Linked DNA regions of Homo sapiens: region 1 is linked to region 2. The links are chromatin loops, found by intact Hi-C in ENCODE. Cell type or tissue: transverse colon. All regions are shown on one strand. Links, peaks and the distances in the headings refer to the core of each region. The heading gives the core; the rest is flanking DNA.

The links. Peaks named below come from ENCODE experiments on the same cell type or tissue, not always from the same donor. Only the 100,000 strongest peaks of a DNase experiment are listed, where the experiment ranks them.
Region 1: it touches region 2 in a loop (20-fold over the local background); 2 of 110 quality-filtered maps call a loop at or near these places.

Annotation. Positions count from the first base shown.
Region 1 is chr12:113,522,781-113,528,247 of GRCh38, forward strand. No RefSeq gene overlaps it. Among named protein-coding and RNA genes, the nearest start is that of LHX5-AS1, 54 kb to the left of the region's middle. In transverse colon, for the core only: no CTCF peak of the experiment used is centred there; no DNase peak of the experiment used is centred there; H3K27me3 peaks cover 2,500 bases.
Region 2 is chr12:113,468,352-113,475,236 of GRCh38, forward strand. It overlaps LHX5 (LIM homeobox 5), which reads right to left and starts at 3,520. Exons shown (of 5, transcript NM_022363.3): 1 at 2,975-3,520; 2 at 771-994; 3 at 1-53. The coding sequence starts at 3,147. LHX5-AS1 (LHX5 antisense RNA 1) reads left to right here and starts at 3,652. Exons shown (of 2, transcript NR_126425.1): 1 at 3,652-3,731. RefSeq lists enhancers at 1-504, 2,602-3,402. In transverse colon, for the core only: no CTCF peak of the experiment used is centred there; no DNase peak of the experiment used is centred there; H3K27me3 peaks cover 2,500 bases.

The DNA.
Region 1 (5,467 bases), core at 2,536-5,035, 55 kb after region 2:
ACCCTCCAGCTTGGAGAGGGGTTTCTTGGAATGGGGGGGAGGGGAATCAGAGCCTGACTCCTCCCCGGGGAGAGTTGCAGATTTATCAAAAAGACTATGGGCGAAAAAAGGGCTTCATCACATCACAGCTCCTCTTTGAGGATCGGGCCTGGGCTCCATCCCACCCAGGCTCCTCTGACCTGGCTGTTGCTGGGGATGAGCAGGTGAAACGGCCCGAAGAGATGGCAACTAAAAACGCAAAAATTAGCCAGGCATGGTGGCACATGCCTGCAATCCCAGCTACTCAGGAGGCTGAGGCATGAGAATAGCTTGAATCTGGGAGGTGGAGGTTACAGTGAGCTGAGATCGCACCACTGCACTCCAGCCTGGGCAACAGAGCAAGACTCTTTATTAAGGAAGCAAACAAAACACCAAAAAGTTAGTAGGAAGGCAGGAGCTTCATACAAAGCTAAATGTATCTAATACAAACCATTGTCCCTTATTCTGAGATTTTGTCCTTCCTACTGGTTTTGTTTAGCTTTTTTTTTTTTGGTGTTAAAATGTCTATTCTATTTTTAAATTATAATGATAAGAGCCAGTATTTTTTTTTTTTAACATTTTCAATCTTGGTGAGATGAAGCATTCACAAACTTAAAATGGTTCCTTATTTTGGGGGTGGGGGAAGAATTCACTAGTGCTGTAAAGTCCAAGTGAATCAATGATAGCATGATTCATTTATTCAGCTTGGTTCCTATCTCCATACAAGAGGTGGGGTAATCTTATAAACACAGGAATCAGATCATGTTGCTCTCCTGCCTAAAGCTCTTCCATCTTTCTCAAACTAGAACTCAATGTGTGGCTCTAGTCTATGAGACCCTCTACCATCTCTGGCCGCTGTTGTTCTCCAAACACACCAGATGCACTCCTACCTCAGGGCCTTTGCCCTTGCTGCTCCCCCTGCCTGGCATGTTCTTCCTCCAGAAAGCTGCAGGACTCCTTCCTTTACTTTGTCCAGGTCTCAGATTCAACATCACCTCAGAGAGGCTTTTGTCCACTCCTCTGCAGAAGACAGTCCCTGTGCCATCTTCCTGATTGTTTTTGATCCAGCATCCTATTTTTCCCCTCCTACCACTTAGTTATCTGGAATTATTGAATGCATTTGTTTACTTGCTTTCCATTTGTCTCCCACTAAAATGTCAGCTCCCCAAGGGTAGATACCTCATCTATTTCGTTTGCCATCTTTTTTATTTATATTTATTCATTTATTTAGATGGGGTCTCGCTCTATTGCCCAGGCTGGAGTGCAGTGGCACAATCTCAGGTCACTGCAAACTCCGCCTCCTGGGTTCAAGCGAGTCTCCTGTCTCAGCCTCCTGAGTAGCTGGGACTATAGGCGCCCACCACCATGCCTGGCTAATTTTTGTATTTTTAGTAGAGATGGGGTTTTACCATGTTGGCCTGGCTTGTTTGCCAACTTTTGTTTGACTTCTGAACACCTAAAGCCCGCAGCCCAGGGTTGGGTAGATAACAGGTGCCCAAGACACTGCAGTCAGAGGACCTCATGGAAAGTCCCGAGGTTGCTTCCAAGAGTCCCTCCTTTGAAACTCCTCCTGAATGGAGGCATAAGGGGTCACGGTGGTGTGTCCCACACACACATGCCCCCTTATGCATTGTGAGACTAAGCCAGAGCCCCTCCTCGGTGCCAGCCCGTGGTAGGCACCAGGGTATGTATTACTGTCAATGAGATAGTCAGATATGGTGCACGGACAGGTGGCCAGTGAAGGCCCAGTCTACGAGTTCTGGGAGCAGGACATGGGACATAGTGGGCTGGTCTGAAGCTCCCTTGCCCTTGGATCCATTTCCTATCTTCCCCTGCCCAGGGCTATACCATGGGAGATGGAGGGGAGGGTGATGCCTGCAGCCCATGCTTCCAGGCTCCTGGGTTACCCGGGTTTGGCCAAGAGGAGGCGCTGTCAAAGGATTGAGGGCAGAGGGTGAGAGAAGCCGGGAGATTTCTCCCCATCTCTCTCTACCATGGGTGGCTTCTCCAGTCACCATTGCATCTCCTCTGCAGCTCCCTCTCCTGCTGAAAAGCTGCCAGCTATGGCTCTAGTTTCTTCTTTCTTTTTTTTTTTTTTTTTTTGAGACAGAGTCTTGCTCTGTCTCCAAGGCTGGAGTGGTGTGGCGTGATCTTGGCTCACTGCAACCTCCTCCTCCAGGGGTGAAGTGATTCTCCTGTCTCAGCCTCCTGAGTAGCTGGGACTACAGGTGCATGCCACCACACCCAGCTAATTTTTGTATTTTTAGTAAAGACAGGGTTTCACCGTGTTGGCCAGGCTAGTCTCAAACTCCTGACCTCAAGTGATCCGCCCACTTTGGCCTCCCAAAGTGCTGGGATTACTGGCGTGAGCCACTACACCTGGCCTTGGTTCTAGTGTTTTCTGAGGTTCTGGTGATACCATCCCTTTCCTCTGTTCCTTAGAGTCGGGTGGGTGGAAGCAGCTTCCCACTCTTGCCAGTCTCCAGGTGTCTCCTCTCTGTTCTCTGTTGAGCTTTCTGCCTCTTCAAAGTAACCAATTTTCTGCCTTCGTTTCCTCTGTGGGTAATACCTGAAGAGGCTTCTGATGTCCTCACTGGCCCCTGACTGATGCAGATGGAGCCGTGGGAGCCCAGCACACCTGGCGGAAACCTGGAGAGGCTCCCTGGAGGAACCTGTACCTGCTTCGAGACCTGCTGGACCTTTGTGGCAAAACTTCCTGTTTAGATCTTTCCTGAACTTAGCCCCGTCACATCACACAGCAGTCCCTCCCATCAAGGTGTCAATACTATTGATGATTCTTTGTTGTGTGGGGCTGTCTTATGCAGAGTAGGATGTTTGGCAGCATCCCTGGCCACTAGATAATGCCAACAGCACCCCCACCTCCTAGCTGTGACAATCCAAATATCTCAACATTGCTAAGTGTCCTCTGTGGGCCAAAGGGCCCCAGTTGAGAACCACTTCCTGATATCTATGTAGAGCACAGAGTGGTTCTTGATCCTGGTGACACTCTAGAATTGGGTGGGCAGCTTTTAAAAATAGCAGTGGCAGAGCTTCGTTCTGGCTGGCTGATTCTGATGATATCAGAATCTCTGGGGTGGGGGGCATCCTGGGCATTGGGGTGTTTTATGCACACGCAGAGTTGAGAGGCACTGGGCCAACCCAGTGAGATGCCACCCCTACCTTGATTATTTCCTGATTCATAGGGAAGGAAACTGAGGCTCAGACAGCCCAAGTGTGGCAAAGTCTCACACCAAGTGATGAAGCCGCATAAAGACCCAGATATTGCCAAAATGCCTTTGTTAAACCAAATAACAAATGTAAAGAAAAAAAATCCACTTCTCCCACACAAACAAACACATGCATAAACTCACACCAATAAAAAAAACAGCAACTACTGCTTTGCAAGTTTTGCCAACCTTTGTTTCTACAGAGGACAGGGACCCCAAGGGCTACTTTCCCTCCCGGGGCTCTGCTTTCATTTTTCCAACCCATTTTATGCTCCAGAATAGCATCTGTGTCCTGCTTTCTCTCCTGGGACCCTCACAGAGTGCCAATGGTCTAGAGGCGTTGCCAGCCTGCACATCTGTGATGCTAATGGCACTGGGATGGTCTTAGCTCCCCCACCTCCTTAGGTCCTCTTATCGGCCAGGCACCTCCAGGCTAGAACTCCTTCTCAGCCCTCCCCACCGTGGGTTTAAGCCAGGACTTCTTCTTGGAGCAGGAAGTTTCCTAGCTTATGTCAAATGCCTGAGTTACCTTTTTTCTTTCTCTTTGCAGTGGGCATTTTTATATTCTCAGGGCACAGAAGTTCTGTCCCATTAACCTAAATCATTTAATAAGGTTATTTTTGCTTCTTTAAATGATTCCTCTTCTTTGGAAAGTCTTCCTGGATCATTTTAGATCAAGAATTGGCAAACTATGGCCCCTGGACCAGACGTCTATTCTTGTAAATAAAGTTTTAGCATTACGTAGCCACGGGCGTTTGCTTTCATGTTGTGTGTGGCCACTTTTTGAGGCTCAATGGCAGAGCTGAACAACTGCAGTAGAGACTTTACGGCCTGCAGAGGCTAAAATATTTGCTCTCTGTTCCTTCACAGAAAAACTTTACGAACCCCTGTTGTAAGACAGCAACTTGGGGCGCAGAGGAGGTTTTCATCTGGGAATTCTGGGTATTGGTCCCAGTTCCATCAACTCACTGGGAAACCTTGGGGCAAGTCATGCTTCTTCTCTGTTTGCTCATTTGTGAATGAAGAGGATTCTTTATTATTTTTTTTTTTTCTTAGAGACAGGGTCTGGCTCTGTCTCTCAGGCTGGAGTGCAGTGGCACAATCATAGCTTACTGCGGCCTCAAACTCCTGGGCTCAGTTGATCCTCCTGACTTAGCCTCCTGAGTAGCTGGGACTACAGGAGCACGCTACCACACCCACTGAATTACTTTTTTTTTTTTCTTGGTAGAGACGAGGTCTCACTATGTTGCCCAAACTGGTCTCAAACTCCTGGCCTCAAGCCATCCTCCTGACTCAGCCTCCCACAACGCTGGCATTACAGGTGTGAGCTACTGTGCTCGGCCAGCATTTGTTCTAATTGGCTCTACCTCCACACTGTATCCCAAATGAAATATTTCTCTTCATCCCTACTGCCATGACTCTGGTCCAAGCTACCATCTTCTCTCACCTGTACTAAGGCATCAGCCTCCTTATTAGACACCTGGCCTTCCCCTGCCCCAGTTCTTCCCTGCTGCACTGCCAGAGGGATCTTTGTAAATTATCAATCAGAGCTCATCACTCCCAGCTCAAGCCCCTCACACCCCATTGTGTTCCTATGGCTTCCAAGGCCAGGTCCTGTCGACTCTCTGCTGCCTTCCTGATCTTACCCTCATGCCATCCCATTGCTCCCTGTGTGCCAGCCACACTGGTCCTCTGGCTACCCCTCAAACCCATCAGCCCCCTCCTACCTCAGGGCCTTTGCACATGCTGTTCCCTCTACTGAGAACGACTCACACTTGAACTTTGTCCAGGTCTCTGCTCCAATGTTGCCTACCCCGCTTAGATCCTCCTCAACCACCTTCCAAAATACTTAAGTTATTTAGTTACTTGTATATTGCCTGGCTCTTCTGACTAATTATAAACTCCATGAGGGTCAGGGATTGTGTCTGTCTAGAAAGATCACCACCAAATCCTCAAAATAGGGAACAGTGCCCAGGTATGCATGTGCTCAAGAAATACTTATAGGGAGGGCTGGATAAGGTGGCTCACACCTGTAATCCCAGTACTTTGGGAGGCTGACAGGAAAATTGCTTGAGCCCAGGAGTTTGAGACCAGCCTGGGTAATATAATAAGATCCCTGTCTCCACAAAAATAAACAAGAAAAAACATTATCTGGGCATGATGACATGTGCTGTAGTATTAGCTACTGGGGAGGCTGAGGTAGGAGGATCATTTGAGCCCAG
Region 2 (6,885 bases), core at 2,011-4,510:
CTGCAGTGCGTCCTGGAGGTCCGGGGACAAACTGCGGTCCGTACAGGATGACACTGCGGGCGGACGGATCGGGAAGGGGACAGCGGCGTCAGCGACGGCCAGACGCCTCTTCAGTCCAGTGGCGGGTTCCCGCCGGCCCAAGCTACGGCCTGCCCAGGCTACGGCCAGCCCCGCTGGATTCCCTCCCAAACCTGCGACAGCCCCTCCCCCAGGGACCCGGTGCCCGCCCACTCTCTCCAGGCGGGGCTGGGCCTTTGGAGGGGCGCTCTTAAGCCCTCTCCGCGCGTCTCAGCTAGTACCTGGGTAAGGGTAGGGGGACGCGTACCCTCTGGAGAACTCCCACTTTCAAGGAGAGGGGACAAGGAGGGCACAGATTCCCTTGGGGCTTGGATCTTCCTCTCTCTTCCCTCCTCTCTCCAGACCTCAATTAATGTCCTTCCAGTGCATCAAGAAATTACCTGGAGCTCAAGTGACACATAAGGGGGAATTGTGCGCTTCCAAATTAGGGGAGGAGGGCAACTTGGAAAAGGCTCCTGAATTGGAGGAGGGTGAGGCAGAGCTGGCAGGTCTCAGATCCCCTGTAAAACCTGCTCCAAAGCCACTTCTCTTCTCTAGCCTCTAACCCCCTTGCCTTGCCCTAGAACTGCCTGGGGCTGATGAGCTCCAAGCTCAGCACAGACAGCACACCGGGGGCCAAGTAGGGAGTGCCAGGCTGGGCACGGTGGGAGGGTGCTAAGGCCTAAGGCTAGTGAGGGGCCCAGGCTTCCTACCTGAGTTGAGGCTGCCCTCCTTGAGGCTGGATGAGCTCAGGTAGTCGTCTTTGCACACGAACTTGTTCTCGTCGATGACGTAGAGCTCCTCGCCGGTGGACAGCTGCTTGTTACACACCATGCAGGTGAAACAGTTGAGGTGAAAGACTTTGCTCCGGGCCTTGCGCACCAGGTCGCTGGGCGAGATGCCTTGCGCGCAGCCGGCGCATTTCGTGCCAAAGCGCCTGTGGACACAATGTGCCTGTCACTATGGGGTGGGACTGCATCCAGCCCTCCCCAGCCCCTGACCTCTTCCCACCCGACCTGGCTTCGGTGAAGTCCCCATTTCCATATCTGTCAAACGGAACCCCAATCCTGAGCGCTCTGGCCAGAGTGGGAGAAGTGGGACAAATGTCCTGAGCTGCTTTTGGGACTGGGACTGCCATGCCTCCACTGGGGCTTTTCAGACTCTCCTGAGCTGGGAAGGGGTGAGCAGTGGGTGCAGCCTTCAGCCAAGAAGAGAGCCCAGAGCACCCCAAGATGTCCTCCCCCAAACCCAACCCCTGCCAGGCCTGCCTGGGCTGCTCCAGGCAAACTCAGAGTCCATGAATGATTTGAAGCCAGGCGGGGAGGGTTTGGGCCACTTGGTGGCTCTGCCTCCTGGATCCTTTCTAGTCTGCTGCTGCCTAGCTAGGGCCAATCTGCCTGGCTGGCTGAGCCTAGCCATGAGGTGGGGAGCCCTTCTCCTAGGCTGGAAGGAGGAAGCAGAAAGGAGGGAACCTTCCACTGATTTCCAGTACCAATGGAGAGGCTTTCCAATCCACCGCTCTGGGACCCGCTGGAGCTAATCAGGAGCTGTGGACAGCAGGGCCTCATAGTGATGGACCCTAGAGAGCAGGGATGAGTTTCAGCCCCCCTAAACCTCTGGCCTGGCAGGCAGCAGGGGAATGTGAATAGAGGACAATCATAGATCCTGCAAGGCCAGGACAGGAATCTCTCAAATCCCCGCTTTCCCGCGTTCCTGATCTCATTCCTTTTCTTTCTTCTTTGAGCTCAGGGAGAAAGCCAGCCTCCCCCGAAATAGGAGATGGGTGAGGCTCAGGTTGGGGGTGGGGTGGGGGAGGACCCAGGACTCTAGGGACCCCACATCTACTCACACCCATGTCTCTAAACAGGGCGAATTTGGGTGACATTGATGTAGTGAGGGCATTAGAAGCCATAAGTCACTTTTGGCCTTATCCGGCAGCGTAATTGGCCATATGCACCTTATCAAAAATCATTAGGCACTTTGCAAGCACTGCTACATTAGGGGCATCGGGCCTCCGGGTCCAGGGAGTTAACACGTGTAAAGGAGCGGCTGACATTTTCTCCCATTCAAATTCTCAGTGCGGAGTCGCTGGGGCCGGCAGGCTGCCTTTCTCTGTGGCGTGATTCACGCCCCCATTCCTCAGCGCGGGGAATTCCTGTTCACAAAGCCGGCTCTGGGTGCCCAGAGGAAACAGGTAGGGCTCAGCTGCCCCAAACTCCAGTGGCTTCCAGGCTGGGGAAACTGAGGCCCAGAGAGGTGATCTGCCCTGGCCAGCCACAGGGCCCACAGGGGTAGGGGGGCTGGGGAGGTGCCACAGCCCAGTCTAGACCCCAGAGGTCCTGATTCTCAGCCTCGATTTCGTTTCTACTTTTCAACATGGGAGGAAATGTTTAAGGGGTTGGGAGGTGGGTGGGGGAGGTTCTCTCCTCCCATCACCAGGGGAGACCTTCCTCGCTGGGCCCCCTCTGGAGCTGAGAAGTTTCTGTTTGGGATTGCGGCCGATGGGCTCACACATTCTGCCTGGAGCGAGAAGCCTTCAGGCGTCTCTAACTCATGCAAAAATCCTTCCTCTCTCTCGGGACGGGGCTTGAAGCTTCTGTCTTGGGGTTGCAGCTGCTTGGAAGGGGCGGAGAGGAGTGGATAGCAAGTTTGTCAGGGCTTCCTCCCTCTGCCCCGCCAGCGCTCTGAGCCGGCCTCGAGCCAACGTGAGGCAGCGAAGCAGCGTCCTTCTTCCTCCGCCTGGGCTCGGGACCTTTCCTGGACCAAGGACAGGAGGAGAGCAAAGTGCTGCCCGCTCCCCATCTAAGCTTGTGATCCGGGGAGGCTGGGATGGGGATGGGGGTATCCCCTTCCCCAGCGCCCCAGTGGAGCGCGCGCAGGGTGGGCGCGCAGGCAGCAGAGCGGCGCGGCCTCTTACCTGAAAAAGTCATTTTTGCAGTAGAGCTTGCCCTCGCGCGAGAAGCACTTCTCCGAGAGGTTGGTTTTGCACTCGCAGCACTGAACACATTTGATGTGCCACGCGCGGTCCAGCACGTTCAGCAGAAAGCGGTCGAGGATGGGCCGCTCGCAACCGGCGCAGTGCACCATCATAGCCCCGCGCCCCGGCGGCTTCGGCCGCCTTGCCCTCCCTTTGGGCCCCTGGCCCTCGGGCCTGCCGGGCCCTCCGCTGCCCTTCGCCTCTTGTCTCAGCAGCTGCAGGGCGAGTCTGGTCCGGACCAAGACTCAGCCGGTCCAGTCCTTGGGCAATCTCTGGCCTGGCGCTGGGCTGCCCGGAGTGGGGTGGTGGGGGGCGGGTGGCGTTCACAACCTCATGCCACGGGCCGCACGCCCCGGCGCCTGTTCCGGGCTTCCCCAGGTATCTCGGGTGGCTGCTGGCCTCGGCGCTGCGGAGCGGCTTTCCCCGGTGGCGGAGGCGCCGGCACTTTCCCCCACTTTCAAGCGGTCCGGATCCTCATCTTTGTCTGGTCGCCGCGTAATTCGCGCATCCTTATTCAGATTTGGTGACGTGGCGCTGCACGTAGGGGGCCCAGCGGCCAATGGGCGCACCGTGGCCATGGCAACCTCTTAAATTTATAGCATATCTAAATTGGCTACAGCGTTGCTGTCCGGACAGAGCAAAAAAAACAAGGCATCAGTATTGTTGAGTATTAGCTTGTACCTGGTTCGGAGGCTAAGTAAGTATTTACCTTCCAGTTTGGGGCTGACGGGGCGGGGGCAGCGCGAAACGAAAATTGCGTCTCTCTTCCTCTCTCTTTCTCCTCACAAATATTTGGGGGTCACGGGTTCCAAGGCCTAGTCCGGGAGGTACCCCTGCCCCCTTCGCCATCCCTGGAACTTGCAGAAGTTGCCCCACGCCCCACACTTCGCTCCCCTTCTCCAGCCCAGCCAGCCCAGATTGGATTCCCCCACCCCCGCGCCCCCTCTGCGCCCTGAAGCTGCGTCAGCGCGGTTCTCCCGGCTCCTGGAGCCGGCCCCGGCTTCTTTTTGTCATACACGGGGCTGGGGCCCAGCCGGGCCTTTCTCATGGAGAGAGCTAGTGGAGACCGCGCGGCCTGGGTAGTTTTCCCCGCCCGGCCGCCGAGCCCAGGCCCAGGCCCAGGGTGGGGAGGCGGGGGAGCAGGAGGGGTGCCATTTGGCCTGGTCCCGAACTCCAGAGTTTCAGGCCTGAGTGCGCTGCTCACGGGGCTCTGAGGGAGATGTGGACAGGGGGAGATTCAGGGTGGACGGGTCTTCCCGCAGACAGCTCGGAGGTGGCACTCACCACGTCTCTCCTTTCCTCGCTGCACCTTCCAGATTCCAGGTCAGCCTATGGGGCACTGTGGTGAGTGGGTCGTACGGCTGAGGCGGGGGACACCAGCGACTATGAGAGCGCTGTTTGTATTCACGCCGTGCGGGCTGGGTGTGCAAGTTCGTCCCCTCATTGGGCGCAGGAGAAGCGGCGCACGTATGTTCCGTGCTCGGCAGGGCGCCCAGAGTGTGAGGAGAGAGAGTGTGTGTGTGTTAAGGGGGAGGGGGGATGTTGGCAGGTGTGCGTGAGGAGGGGGTGTGTGGGTCTGAGTAGGAGAAGGGACCAGGCCTCCTTTCCCCTGGGGCCAGCGTGGCCACCAGGGATCCTAGTTGGGGAAGCCGGGAATGGGCAACCAGGATTTGCCTTTCGCTTCTGGAAAGGGGGCTGAGGGAGTAGGGCCTGGGACCAAGGGCTGGAGCTGGAGGGGTTTGTGCCAGCACTTGGCTGTGAATGTTTGTTTGGGTGTGTTTCCTGAGCTTGTTAGTGTATACTCGCTGTTTGAGAATTCCATTTTTGCATCTGTTTATTGTGTTAGTACCATCAATCCTGTGAGTAAATTTCTGCGTGTGCGTTTTCGTGTGTGCAGATTCGTGTGTTTGTAATTGTGTATGGTCCTGCTAATGTTTGTGTTTATCACTGTGTGCACTTTTATTTTTGTTGGTCTGTGCCTATGTGTGTTTGCTTATTTGAGGATGCATAAATGTGAGGGTGTTTTCATGTGTACGTGTGCATTCACGTAAGAGTGTTTGTGTCTGTGTTTGCAAGCATTGATGTGAAGGTGTACTTTGAAAAATCTGAATGTGTGTGTTTGTGTGTAGGTGAGGGCGTGCATGCTTGAGACCCTGTGTGTATGAGACTGAGCTGGCTTGGTTGTGTTTGTGAGTGCAGAATTCTGAAGAGCTATGTTTGTGTGCCAGTCGCTGTGTGTGTGTGCCTGCAAATGTGTGTATTTGTGCAAACAGTAGTTTTTTGTTTATGCAACTCCTGTAGGCTTTTGTGTGTGTGTGTGTATGTGTGTGTGAGGGGGTTATGTTTGTATTTGTGTTTGTGTGTGTACTCCTAGCTGCGCTTACCTTTGTGGATTCGGAGGTTGAGGGAGCAGGATTTGTGGATGCCTGTGTTGGGGCTCAGGGATGCCCACTTGTCCCCCTTCCTCTCAGGCCTAGCACTGTCCCCCACAGTATCTAGGGGAGGTGATCTTGCTAGGGACAGGGAATTGGTGAGTGCTGGTTACAGAGTGGAGCATTGACTCACCAGCCAGCCCGCTGGAAAAGGAATCCCTAACCCGGGCAGCTTCTGCTTATTGGTGCTGTTACCTGACCCTCTAGCTTGTCAGGGGACAGGCATCTACAGAGCATAGTAGTAACGCTGGTTAGAGCCCAGCTCAACCAGGAACAGGCAGGATGAATCTCACTTGGCCTCCTAGGCTCGGCCATGAGAGACTTCAAATGGAACTGCAGTTTCTGGCAGCACTTGGCCCTGCCCGCCTGGGCTTAAAGGATCCTTGAGCTCTGGCAGGGGCAGAGCTGGAAAGAAATAAGAACCCGAAGAGGAGAGAGGTGCTCAGGCTCCCGGCAGAGGTGAACTGTACTGCCTTCTCCGTCTTTGTCTCACTAGGCTTTTTCTGTCTCTCCCGAGTTCTCACCATATCTCTTTTCCTTTCTGTCTCCGTTTTTCTCTTATGCTCAGAATCTGTTCTCTTTCTGTTTCATTTTCTCTTGGTTCTCCCTTGTTTTCTTTCTCCATTTCTCTCTCTCTCTTTTTTTTTGTTCTCCTCCCCTGGCCTCTCTGCTGGAGCTTCCAAATCCAGCATCCGACTCAAAGCTGAGATGAATGCTCCTTATTTTGCATCGTGCAGATTTTGGGGTGTGGGGGGAAGACTTGCACCCCCACCACGTGCTTCATGATCATTCAGAACCTCCATCCAACCACTTTCTTCTCTGCTCCAGACTAGGCACACTGAGCCCATTCTCCCCCAAACCCCACAAAATATGCAAAGTGCCCTGTCTGGTGTGTGTTTCCAGCCCAGGCTTTGCCCACCCATTGGTGGTGGCTGGGGGCCTGTGTACCCAGCTCTATCTGAATCTCAGATCCACTAGTCCTCATCTCCCAGAGAGCTTCAATGCATAGCCAGGCTCTAACAACCGTGTGGCCAGGCCAGGGAGGTCGTAGGAAGAGGGAAGAAGATGAGAGCAGCCCTGAGTAGGGATGAGCGTCAGTCACCTGGGGCTGGATGTTTGGTTGCAGGAGATGAGGACTCTGTTTCCAGAAGCCCTGGTCTGATCTTCCATCTCTTGTAGGGGAACTCACCAATCCTGCCCTTGTTGCAGTCCCCTAGAGTTGCGTTGGGGGCCTCATCCTCAGTACAGCTCAGCCCCAGTTCGAGAACTCCCTGGACCTGGGCTCAGCCAAGCTGCCCAGAACCCGCCCGGCCTTCTCTAGCCCACCACCTTCCCCGGTGCACAGCATCGGAAAATGCCAGCAGACCAGCTATTAGACTCATCCCGACCTAACAGCGCTAACAGATGGCGACCAGGCAG